Linked DNA regions of Homo sapiens: region 1 is linked to region 2. The links are chromatin contacts, found by Hi-C or POLR2A ChIA-PET in ENCODE. All regions are on one chromosome and are shown on one strand. The core of a region is the stretch at or near the end of the contact, and the rest is flanking DNA. Distances in the headings are between cores, read along the strand shown. Region 1 holds the start of CHN1 (chimerin 1). Region 2 overlaps CHN1 (chimerin 1).

The links. A loop is a pair of places that touch in the nucleus more often than their neighbours do. ChIA-PET counts read pairs that join two places held with the same protein, here RNA polymerase II (POLR2A). Pooled maps may share reads with other maps.
Region 1: POLR2A ChIA-PET joins it to region 2 with 14 read pairs in Panc1. The contact joins the promoter of CHN1 here to the enhancer-like site in region 2. A Hi-C loop is called at or near these places in 1 of 168 maps with a recorded cell type or tissue (endothelial cell of umbilical vein) and 1 of 50 pooled maps. POLR2A ChIA-PET finds 5 or more read pairs at or near these places in 8 of 52 experiments (BJ, Caco-2, H1 and 5 more).

Annotation. Positions count from the first base shown.
Region 1 is chr2:175,003,729-175,009,182 of GRCh38, forward strand. It overlaps CHN1 (chimerin 1), which reads right to left and starts at 1,653. Exons shown (of 13, transcript NM_001822.7): 1 at 1,166-1,653. The coding sequence starts at 1,184. RefSeq lists an enhancer at 823-1,369 and a silencer at 1,354-1,413.
Region 2 is chr2:174,970,104-174,976,332 of GRCh38, forward strand. All of the region lies in intron 1 of CHN1 (chimerin 1), which reads right to left. Among named protein-coding and RNA genes, the nearest start is that of CHN1, 32 kb to the right of the region's middle. Within about 2 kb of position 2,353, at least 5 of the 41 ENCODE cell types and tissues checked have a DNase peak (open chromatin) inside an H3K27ac peak, as active enhancers do; they include PC-3 and endothelial cell of umbilical vein, where a contact is called at or near this core.

The sequences.
Region 1 (5,454 bases), core at 403-2,902, 33 kb after region 2:
TTGGGCACAGTAAACACAGTCCCAGACTGAAGCCTGGTGAAGTGAATTCTAGGCTCAGTTTTGCCACAAAAGAGCCATGTGACTTTGGGAAACAACCTCTCTGGGTCTAAGTTTAATTTATAAAATAAGATAGTTAAATAAAAGTAACACTTTGATTCTAGCAGCTTAATTCACTGGGAAGTATTTACCTCAAAAAGCATTTGAGGTATGTAACACCTCTAACGTGTTTGATCAAATGACATAATTAAAACTGAACTGGAAACTTGATATTGTGAATAACTTACTTAGGCTGTTCTCGTAGCTATCAATTACATATCATTGTACTTTGCTTCTTCAAAAAAGCTGAATACTTTGAACGTCTAATGTTCACATATTGAGTTTTCTTAAAGTCAGGTACGTATGTACCATAGTCGTTTTGTAAAAGGAAAGAATGTATCTTTTCAGTCCTTTTTCCCAACCCATTGTCATTGCAGACTGAGAAAAAAACAGCTTGAAGTCTTAACCACCAAAAGCAACAGTGCTGCAGTAATTACACCACAAAAATAACATTTCATTCTTAATGAATACTCAGTCTCCTGAGATTACAGTTATCTTCTGGTAACCAACTTTATTCTGTCTGCTCTCATTCGTTAGTGCAAACATTTTCAATTTTAACCCATATTCAGTTCACAAATCATACTTATTTCCAACGGAATATACTGAGTCCAAAAAAAAAATTCCCCAATAGTCCAACAGGAAGCAACACATGCATTTGGCAATTCCAAGGAGGCTGGGGACTCACAGATACCTCGTTCAAAATAAATAAACTTTCCAAGGATTTATTTACCGACGGGAAAGGCAGGTTTGAAAACAACCAGTTAACTTCACTCCCAAGTTGGCATCTTAGAGAATCTTTGTGCGTTTGCAAAACACCCAGGACCTCTGAGCCTCCCAGCCGAGAATTGGCCAGGGGAGCACACGCCCATCGGCCCTGCCGGGAGAGGAAACAATGGGAGAGGCGCGAGGGAGCAAGCCGGCGCCCCGGGCGCCCCAACTCTGCGGCCCCGGCCCGCCCCGACCCCACGCGCCGCGCCCCCTCCCCGGGCGCCCAGGCCCCCCAGGCCCCCGCCCCCGAGCCCCGGGACGCGGCCCACCTGCGGCGGCGCGGGGAGACGGCTGCACTTACCAAACAGGGTCAGGGCCATTGTAAAGGCGCTCGCCGCCGCCCGCGAGTCCAGGCGCTCCTCCCAGGCGGGCTAGGGATCACCTCATCAGCCCGCCGCACCCACACCTCGGAGAGAGTGGGGTGCCCGATGGGGCGTGCTGGGGGCGCCGGCGCCCGGGGAGGCTGCAGGCCGGGACGCGGGGGACCGCTGCAAGAAAAAGTTATTCACGCGTTATTGTCGGGCGCACCGGGCCCAGGGAGCCCCGCTAGCTCTCCGCGAGCCGGCACTTGTCGCTGCCATCAGGCGCGGAGCGTGCGCGCGGGAGGAGGTACCTGCGAGGCAGGAGGCTTGGCCGCGGCGCAGTGGCTGGCGGAGAGGCGGCGCCGCACTGGCGGCGGCGGCGGCGGCGACGGGGAGAGCAGCAGCAGCCTCGCACAGCCCCCGGCGGGGCGCGCTCACTCCGCATCCCGCGGCCTCGCAGACGCCATCTTGCGATAGCGTCTCCCACGAGCTCGGCCGCGCCGCTGCCTCCCGCCTCTCCCTCGGGCTTCCCGGTCGAGTGCGTTCCCATGGCAACGGGCGCGCGCGGGGGTAAGAGGGTGCGCCCTCATTCCCGCGGCTGCGAGGAGCCACCAGCGCCCCCCTGGAGGCGGCCGCCCGGAGCGGGATGGAGCGGGGCCGGTGTGCGTTTTAGCTGAAAGCCCAGGTTTTTTCTTGAATGGAATTTGAGGAGGCGCAGAGAGGAGAAAAACGCTGTTACTCGAAAGAGGAAGAGTCACAGGAGGATGCTGAGTGAACGCAGCGCCCAGGCAGGGTCATCTGGGGACCTGGTGCGTGTGAGAACATATTTCTTCTCCTGGCGCCCTCCAGGCTCACTGTGGCTGGAGCCGGTGACCTGAAGCTGCAGGGCTCTGGTAGGAACAGAGGCACTGAAAGCTGCATTCCTCTCCGTTTGGACTTAGGAGCTGCTAGTAGTTCTGATGAAATTGACACACATTAGGAAAAGGAGTCGCTTAAAAAGCATCTGAGATTACCTAAGATAATTTGTTAAAAGACCAATGCTTACACCTGATTTTCTTCCCTTTACATTATACCTCTTTGATATTGTCTCAAGGAAAAAAAAATCAGCATGTGTCACTGACTGGCACTTATTTGCCACAAAAGATTGTTCCCCTGAGCTTCTTGTATTTATCTGATAATCACTGGCAACGTCCTCCTTTCTGTGATGTTGTCTCCTCACCTCTGTCTCTGCCATGAGGAGCCATACAACGCCTTGAGATTGTCAGCCAAAAGATGTTCTTGAAAAGCTGGGTTATATGTTTTTCGTCGTTGTCGTTTAATGTATTCAAAAAGTCATTCTTCTCTAGTTGCTATATGTGTTCCCTGTTTAAGAAATTCCTTCTTTTTTCTTGTTTCTCTGCTTAGGGATTTGATACTATTTTGGTATCTGATCATGTAGATCTTCTCTTTGGTTCTCCTTTCTTTCTACAGGCGTCTTTCCTCTTAGTTCCTCAGGTTCCCTAGTGTCTTCTCTCCCATTTTCAAATAATTCTTTAAGAATATTATAGAAATATCTTGTATTTAATGTATCTTAGAGATCGAATCCTGATAAAGTGGGAGATTACTACAGTACTTCCAATGGAACCACAGTTAATTCACCATCATTATTTCAAAGCAGACTTAAGCATCAGAAGAAAAGCAGGTTGGAAGGAGGAGCCAAGCCTTTTGTTTCAAGTCAGTTAACTCAGGAAGAAAGAAATATTAAAATGATTCAACATGAATGGGCAAGTGTTTAAGATGCTATATGTTTGGAATTTTGTGATGTAAAATGGCTCTCTTTAGCCACTAATCAAAATACATCTTTAAAATCCCCAGAATTTAAAATCTTTCATGAAAATGGACTCTTGATTTTGAACAACCTTTCTGCTCATAAAAAATTACAAACACACAGCTCATGAAAATAAATGAGAAACTCAAGAAAGCTTTGTGGGATAGATTTTATAACCATATAAAGATTGCTGCTAATCTGCTCTGCAGCCAAATAAATCAGAAACCGAAGACTCCATTTACTGTTTCAACTAGTGGTCTTCAACATTTTTGGACCAAATTTCCTTTTGAGGCTCTAATGAAAATACTGTCCCTCCTCTTAGAAAAGTGCTTGCATACATACACACATTCACCGGAAATTTTTCACATAATTTCAAGGGGATTATGGGCTATTCAGGGACCTTAGGTGAGCCCCTGGAAGTGTTTTTTGTAATCTCAGAAAGTTTTTGCCTTTATAATTTAAAGGAAAATATTTTCCTTCAGAATAGAACCATTGAATTTTGAATAGGAAAAGACCAAAACTCCCATGATTTATAGGTAAAAAAATTGAGTTCCCCGTAAAAAGATTTTCCCAAATGTGTTCACCTATTTAGTAGCAGAACCAATGGGAAAATCTTAGATTTCTGGTGTTCTCACCGACCACCTTCCCTACCCACATCCCGCATCAATTTAGAGGTTGCATGGTTTGAATTTCAAAAGAAAAATCTGTTTAGTATTAGAAGCAAAATAACGAGAGTATTTTGTCCTTAGCCATTCTGCATAGAGTTTGGGAAGTTGCATTTTGTCTCAAAGAGTTTTTATTAACATGCCCTTCTACTCAGAACTATGTGTCCCATCATGCTAAAAGAGAAACAATGCCTTTCTCTCCTCTTTGTTAAGCTCTGTTAGAGCATCAAGGTTTTGGTGCTGCAGCTCAGCTTGCTAGTAGCTCTCTCCATCCCTTGAGGGGTTGTCCTGGGAGTGAGACAGAGAGAAAGGAGCTGCCCTGCACTCAGATTTACCCTCCCATCATACAGCCGGCCTTTGGTTACTAGACCAGCTTTCCACTCACTAGTTTGGCCAAATACAACTGAATCCTAGTGAAATACCCTGCTTAAACTCAAGTGAAGATCCTTTTCCTCTCCCCTTTCTACTCGCACACCCACGTACACACACACACACACAGCTGTTTTTAAGGTACAATTTGGAACAAAACAGTGTGAATGTTGCTATGTTTCCCTTTAAAGCATCCTGCTTTCCACGAGCCATTCCTTTCAACTGACTTCCAAATGGTTTGATGCTCTAACAAAATGCTCTCTATACTTGATCAAAGTGCCTGTCTTGGAAATAGTATTGGCTTTTAAAATAGCGTATTTTTTTCAATGAGCTATTCCTATTCTATTGCATGTGCTTCTTTTCTCACTTAGCTGAAAATAAAGCCACAGCCTTTCAGCTACAGAGTCAATGCAAGGAAGGGCGTTAACTGCTTGGAGGTGATTATTACGGGTGGTGACTTAGATTGTTTATAAAAGAAGGGCAAAGAATGAATTGACTTCTCAAAATATTTATGTTTTCATTCAATGATTTCATTTTGTGCTTAACATGCAAGTGCTTAGAAGAGCCAGATTTGTTTATTCGTTACTAACTAGCTGTCAGATTTTTAGACAAATGTTTTACTGTTTCTAGTTCTTATCTTCCTCCTTTGTAAAATGAAAGGATGGTACTAAGGTATCTCTAATGTCCCTTTTAGGTTTATCTGTCATTGTGTGATATTTTAAAATCTTTAAATTAACTGGTTTATGGATAAAACAGAGGACATTTTTATTTGAATCTTCAATATATTTAAAGTGCTGTTATATCTAAAGTTCATAAATACCTAATGTAATAAAGAAGTCATATTTTGTCAAACCAGTGGTACTGCTATTTCTTCTGCAATGTGTTGTACTAATAATGTTATATTAATCATGTAGAAAGCAACCTTTTTCTGGTTTAACAGGATTAAAATTAAAAGTGTGCACTGAACAACCCATTTCAAATTTACTAAAACAATTTCTCATTTTTATTTAAGTTTTGTTGACTAAACAGAACCTAGACAACCCTTTAAAATGGTTTTCCTACATTTTAAACTAATGACTTATCACAAGTGTTTTGAATTTCTTTTTGTTACCCATTTAGCTTCATTCCCATTGGTAAACATTGATTTGTTCCTCAGTTTTCAATGAAGCAGAAATTAATGAGGCGGTTTCTGCCTCACAATAACAAGTTAAAATTATAGTACTTTGTCATGTCAACACAGCTTTAAACACTAGGAATACCAGTGCTATTAGCACAGTTCCCAAAATAGTGCAGAAGTTTGCTAGTGAAGAGAAAAATGTTACACAGTATACTTCTGCTAAAGTTAAAATTAAGAAAGTTAAAATTATTTAAATATTCACAATATGTGACATTCTCTCTATCCCATATTTATGTTACTAGTTACAGTGTTTGTTTCCACTGTGTGAAT
Region 2 (6,229 bases), core at 1,103-3,602:
GAAGCAGTTTTAAAGTATTGGTTTTGTTAAATTTTGATCCTTGAGTACACTTCTTTTGGTCATTCTGTTAAAAAAAAGTGAGAAGTGTGCATAAAGCACCATCTGTTGTTGTATACCAAGTATGATGGTTGTCTTGAAGAAAAGCACATCTGAGGTCATTGGGGTTGTGAGCTGAACTAGCTCCATTTTCATAATAGTCATTTCACTTGAAAGAAGGACTCACAAACTATGACTAATCAGACTTGGGTATTTAACAGGTATTTACTCCAGAATAAGCAAAGTAAGCTTGCGACTCCAACAAAAATAACTAACTGTATTTACTGCCAGTCACAAAAATTCAAGCTTTCAAGTGGAAATAAGAATTCAAGGAAACTTGTATCCACCACCATGAGCTTGACAGTTTGTTAATATTTAAAGATTTTTCCCATGAGATCGATGGTGATATTAAAGAACATGATTCTAAGATATATTGCATAATGAAATGTGTTAACATTCACAAGATTTACATAAATCAATGAATATTTTTGAAATGACAAACGTAGGATAATACAGTATCATGTGTGGGCAAAAGATCCAGTCAAATACAAGATAGAACAGGAGATCATAATGTACGAGAGTAAAAATGTCATTGATATGGTTTCAAAGTCTACATTGCAATTGACCTTTAAAAAACTACCACTTGTCAAGTGTTAGTGTAGTATCAAAGAAAGATATCTATAACTATTTGAAAAGATTATTAAAACACTGCCCTTTTTTCCAACTATATATCTGTATAAGGCCAGATTTTCTTCATATATCCCAAACAAAACAATATATTTCAAAAGCTGACTGCAAATAGAGAATCTAGCTCTCTCCTAAGCCAGACATTAAAGAGTTTATAAAAATGTAAAAGAATGACTCTTCTTACTACATTTAAAAATATAGTCATTTTTCGACTGGGCGTGGTGGCTCAAGCCTGTAATCCCAGCACTTTGGGAGGCTGAGGTGGGTGGATCACAAGGTCAGGAGATTGAGACCATCCTGGCTAACACGGTGAAACCCCGTCTCTACTAAAAATACAAAAAATAAGCCGAGCATGGTGGTGGGTGCCTGTAGTCCCAGCTACTCGGGAGGCTGAGGCAGGAGAATGGCATGAACCCGGGAGGCGGAGCTTGCAGTGAGCCGAGATCGTGCCACTGCACTCCAGCCTGGGTGACAGAGCGTGACTCCGTCTCTTAAAAAAAAAGTCATTTTTCATAAAATGTGTTATTTATGTTAACATGTAAGGAGTTTATTTTTTAATTGATAATTTTTAAAAACTTCTCAATTTTAATTTCAAATTCAGTAAATAGCAACACATATAACCCACATAACAAATGCACCTTAGGATTCTCAATGTTGTAGAATATAAATGGATCCTGAGATTTAAAAGTTTGAAAACCACTGGCCTAAAACAATAACTAGAACACAATAGTAAATTATGTTGCACTGAACACTTACAATGTGCCAGTCTTTTGTTAAATGTTTTTATACTTATTTATGTCTCAAAACAATGTTATAAGGTATTATTACTAGTACCATTTTATGCATGAGAAAACAAGTAATTGAGAGGGATCAAGGCACCTATTTAAAGTCACAAGGAGCAGAGCCAGTCCTTGAACCAAGATCATGTGCCTCCAGATCTCATACTCCTGACCAAAATTGATAGTATAATAAAGGAATGCTAAGTTAGAAACAAGGCAAACAGTGTCATCCTAGGTGACTACATCTAAAATTATCAAGGCAATAAGAAGAAGCCAAAATACAAAGCCAAATGAATTGGGGATTGAAGGGAGATAACCTAAGCAAGCTCATATGAGCAGGAGAAAGACCAGGTCACCTTCTCAGAGGCAGATGCAGATGCCTGAGGAAATACTTCAAGTGCAGTCCACAAGGGCCCGACAACTATCACTAGGCTAAACAATGAACAATAATAACCCTGAGGTATCTGGCTTCAAGCCCAGCTTCCAGGACAACAAGCTGGTATCCCTTATGGTCAGGTTCATTCACGATGCTATTAAAGTCTTCTCCTTGCTGCTACTGGTTTCCTTGTAGCTCAAGCTTGAGTATAACCTTCAATGAAATGTTTAGGATGTTCTCTGGTTCCCGTGTCCAAAAAGAGTTGTCATCTCACTCAAACCATCAAGTCCAAGAAATATCTTCTCTCTGACCCACGGCAGGGTGATATCCTGATGCTTCATCACTCCAATAAGCTTAGTGACAAGACAGGCACTTACTGTCTGCATCTCAAGAAGGAGTCCTGTAAGGTCAAGAACAGTAATCCCTAACCCAATTTCAAATTCCCCTAAGCTAAACATTCCTGCTAGAATATGCAGACAGACTTTCTAAAATCTTGGAATTTACACTTCCTGTAATATTTAGTCTATGAATCACTTTGTTGGGGATGATTAATAAATGAGTGATCTAGGATTGGGAAGAAAAAAAGAAGGTGAAGTGGGTGGCAGAGCAGTAGTCGTAGTTTGAGCTATGCAGCATTCAGACAATGGAAGTTGGAGCAAAGAAAGTAAAGTGAGATCTTGGAACTGTCCTCCTCACTCACTCTATTAGGAGGGAGGGAGGGTGGCCATAAAGTCAGGTTGATTCAGTGCCAAGGCTAAGCGTTATCACGTAAGGAATTATACTACATAACCTTATCAGAGAGAATGTTTAACAAATTCTGACTCAGCTATGCATAAGGAAGATCAGAAATAGAAAATATAACCCCTTAGTATGCATAATATCTGCATCCACAGAAAAAGTGAACTAATAAACATATTCTCCAAATTTTAAATGAGGGAGATCCTGAAAAGTTCCTAATATAATCACTGATATTCTCTTTTTCTAGTGTTCTATCCTCATTTTATATCAAATATAAAAAGAAAATTAAAGCTTTCATAGCTTTACTAGTGACCCAGGATCACCCTAACACTATTTTTGCCTTGAACTCTTCAGTTGTTCAACCACAAATTCTTCCACACTGGGTCATCACAGTAAAAGTCTAAGAGTTAGAAAGAGAATGCTGGATAACAATGATTATGCTCTCTGGTATCTTCCACAGTTGAATGGGCTACTGTGCAATCTGCATGCCTCCTTCCTACTATAACCCATGCTTCAACATATGATATGCAGAACTATCATGACAACATTTTGCCAGATCATGAAACAGAAAACATACATAATAAGCACAGTTATTCAGTGTTTTAGATGCCACAGAGCACTGTAAATCTTCCTGATGATATCAGTAGACCAACTCAGGCTGCTGGAAGCCCATTCACAAAACACGGTTTTTTCAGGAAGGGCAGAAACCTAGGCAGGAGGTGACAAAATATACTTCAAGGCCAGGGAAGCTAATGACTGAAAGTAAGTTCTGGGATATTTTCTATGCACAAGCAAAACAAGAGAAGACAAAGTGATGAAGAAGCAGCAGCAAAAGCAAGCAAAAGATGAAGGATGCCTGGGCACTTCACTTCTGGGTGCTCAGGAGGAAGAGAAGTTACACATTTTCAGCCAGGTTGATGTGAGTTTCAGGACTGACGATGTGGACCCACCCCACTTTGTGCTGCCAGCTTTGGCAGTGCAGGACAGCGGTGAGAAGTGTGGGCCCTGGAAGTCTGGAAACCTGTCTCTACCAGCACTTACTAATTGTGAGTCTGACCCAGGGCACGTCAATTGGACAAATGAATATTAGCTATTGTTATTGTTATTATTATTACCATCAAAAAACCTTTTACCTTTATTCCTGAAGTATCTGACATTAAGGAAATTTCCAGGGAAAGAAATATAGATGTAACTAGAAAGCTATATGAAGAAATATGTGAATTAAAGTACTACAAGGTATCTCTTATATGAACATATGTAAACAGAATACCTAGAGGTCTCAAGATATCATACTTTAAAGAATTTTCCAAAATGCCCTTATTTAGAAAATATTACTTCTTTTTTTCCCATTTCCACTTCAGGACTCAAAATACCGTGACAATGCCAAACATACTTCACATATGAAATGTTACAGTCCAATAGGTTTACTAAAATGGAAAGGTGGATAATCGGTTTGTTTTAAAATATTCAAATAGAGTCTTCTTTTAACTCCAGACTTGATGTGGATTTCTAATAAGCAATATTATTTGTTATTCAAAAAGCAGACTGAGTGATTTATGTCACGCAGCTGTGAACAAGCATTTTGTTGAAAATATCGTCTGCATGCTTTACTGCACTAACACTGTTGGAATGCCCGCAAGGATGCTGAATACTAGGAATTGAAAAGCAAAAGGTCATTGTCACTGGAAAATGAAAAAGTTATCTGATTCAAACCCACATCAAGCACAGACAAATGACAGCAATGAAAAAACATTTTCATGTGCTTTTACCAGTCTGCAAGAGAGAATTATTTATCTCTAATAAGACTTTTCAAATTCCCATAATATAACAAAAAAATGAATTTTTACTGTTCACAAGTGACAATTAGATCAAATTGTTTTCTCATAAATTTTTAAATATTGGCCTACTCTTCAAAGTCAAGGCAAATATGCTAGTAGTAAATGTTTTCCCAGCACCAATAAAATGTTCAAAAATAAGGGTAATAATAAAGGTAAATAAAATAAAGGTAAGAGTCATATACTTTTGTTCATATCATTAATAAACACACAACCATGAGATTGGTTTCCTTCATGCACATATAACATATATGAAATAATTTCAGAAAACTTGAGTTCTCAGTATATATGCCTGTAACTTTAAGTTCTGATTTTCTGCAAACAGGCCATAAGAAATAATTAATACACACACACACACACACACACACACACACACACACACAGAACAAATCGACACAAGCTACACTGACCACTGGAGTTAACTGTTGTAGCAATCTTGCCTAACAGACAAGGAAAATAATGTATGTATTTTACTGCTAAATGTAACATTTTCTGAAAGCATAAGAATTTCTAAGAAAACCCCTGGTGGCAAACAACTGCATATTATTAACTTCACTATTTTATTCCTCTACTGCTCAGTAGCAAAAAGCTGACACAATCATAATTAAGCTAAACTAACAATTTAAAAATATGTATTTATAGTATAAATGCAAGTACTTCCTCTAAAAGGGACATCTACTGGGGGGAAATGGTTCTTTGCATGTGTGTTTGAGAGCCAAATTTTCATTTCTTAGATTTTTTTAATTTTTAAAATATCCAAGCCTACTAAAACATTGAAAGAATAGTACAAGAAATCAGTATTCTTTCATCTAAATTCACTAATTGTTAGTACTTTGTCCTATTTGTTCTCCCTTCTCTATATTATGCCCTCCCCAAGCACTTCAAAGTAAGTTGCAGGCATGCAACACTTCACCTTTAAATCATTCAGCACTTACCTACTAAAAAAACAAGAACCTTCTTCAATACAACCACGAAAACATTATCACACCCAAGAAATTAACCCTCTGTACCTGGAAGAGCAGTCATTACCATTTACCACCCAGGTCCATAAGCTCTTTTAATTTATATAAATTTTAGCCAGGCAAAAAAAACAAAACAAACAAAAAAAAAAAAAACAGAAGCAATGATAAGCTAGAATCTATTTGATATAAACTAGATGTATTTGAAGCCTGGAATCAGTATTTACATAAATGGATATATCCCAGGTTCATACATGACAGAATTAATGAGCAGTTAGTTGATGAGACTTCAAAGAATGCTGCCCTTTTGGGATATATATCTTTAAAACAAACAAAAGTGGCTCACACCTGTAATCCCAGCACTTTGGGAGGCCGAGGTGGGCGGATCACGAGGTCAAGAGATCGAGATCATCCTGGCTAACATGGTGAAACCCCGTCTCTGCTAAAATACAAAAAAAAAAAATTAGCCGGGCATGGTGGCGGGTGTCTGTAGTCCCAGCTACTTGGGAGGCTGAGGCAGGTGAATGGTGTGAACCCGGGAGGCGGAGCTTGCAGTGAGCAGAGATCGCGCCACTGCTCTGTAGCCTGGGCCAACAGGGCAAGACTCCGTCTCAAAAAAAAAAAAAAAAAAAAAAAAAAAAGGACTAAGATTTTGGCTTTCCTGTTTAAATTTTTATTAAAATTTCTGCCATGTTATGTTTCACTATCCTTTTATTACATCTGTAAATTATTCATAAAATGACTTCAAATTTATATAAATTTCACCCAGGCTGGAGTGCAGTGGCACGATCTCGGCTCACTGCAACCTCCGCCTCCCGG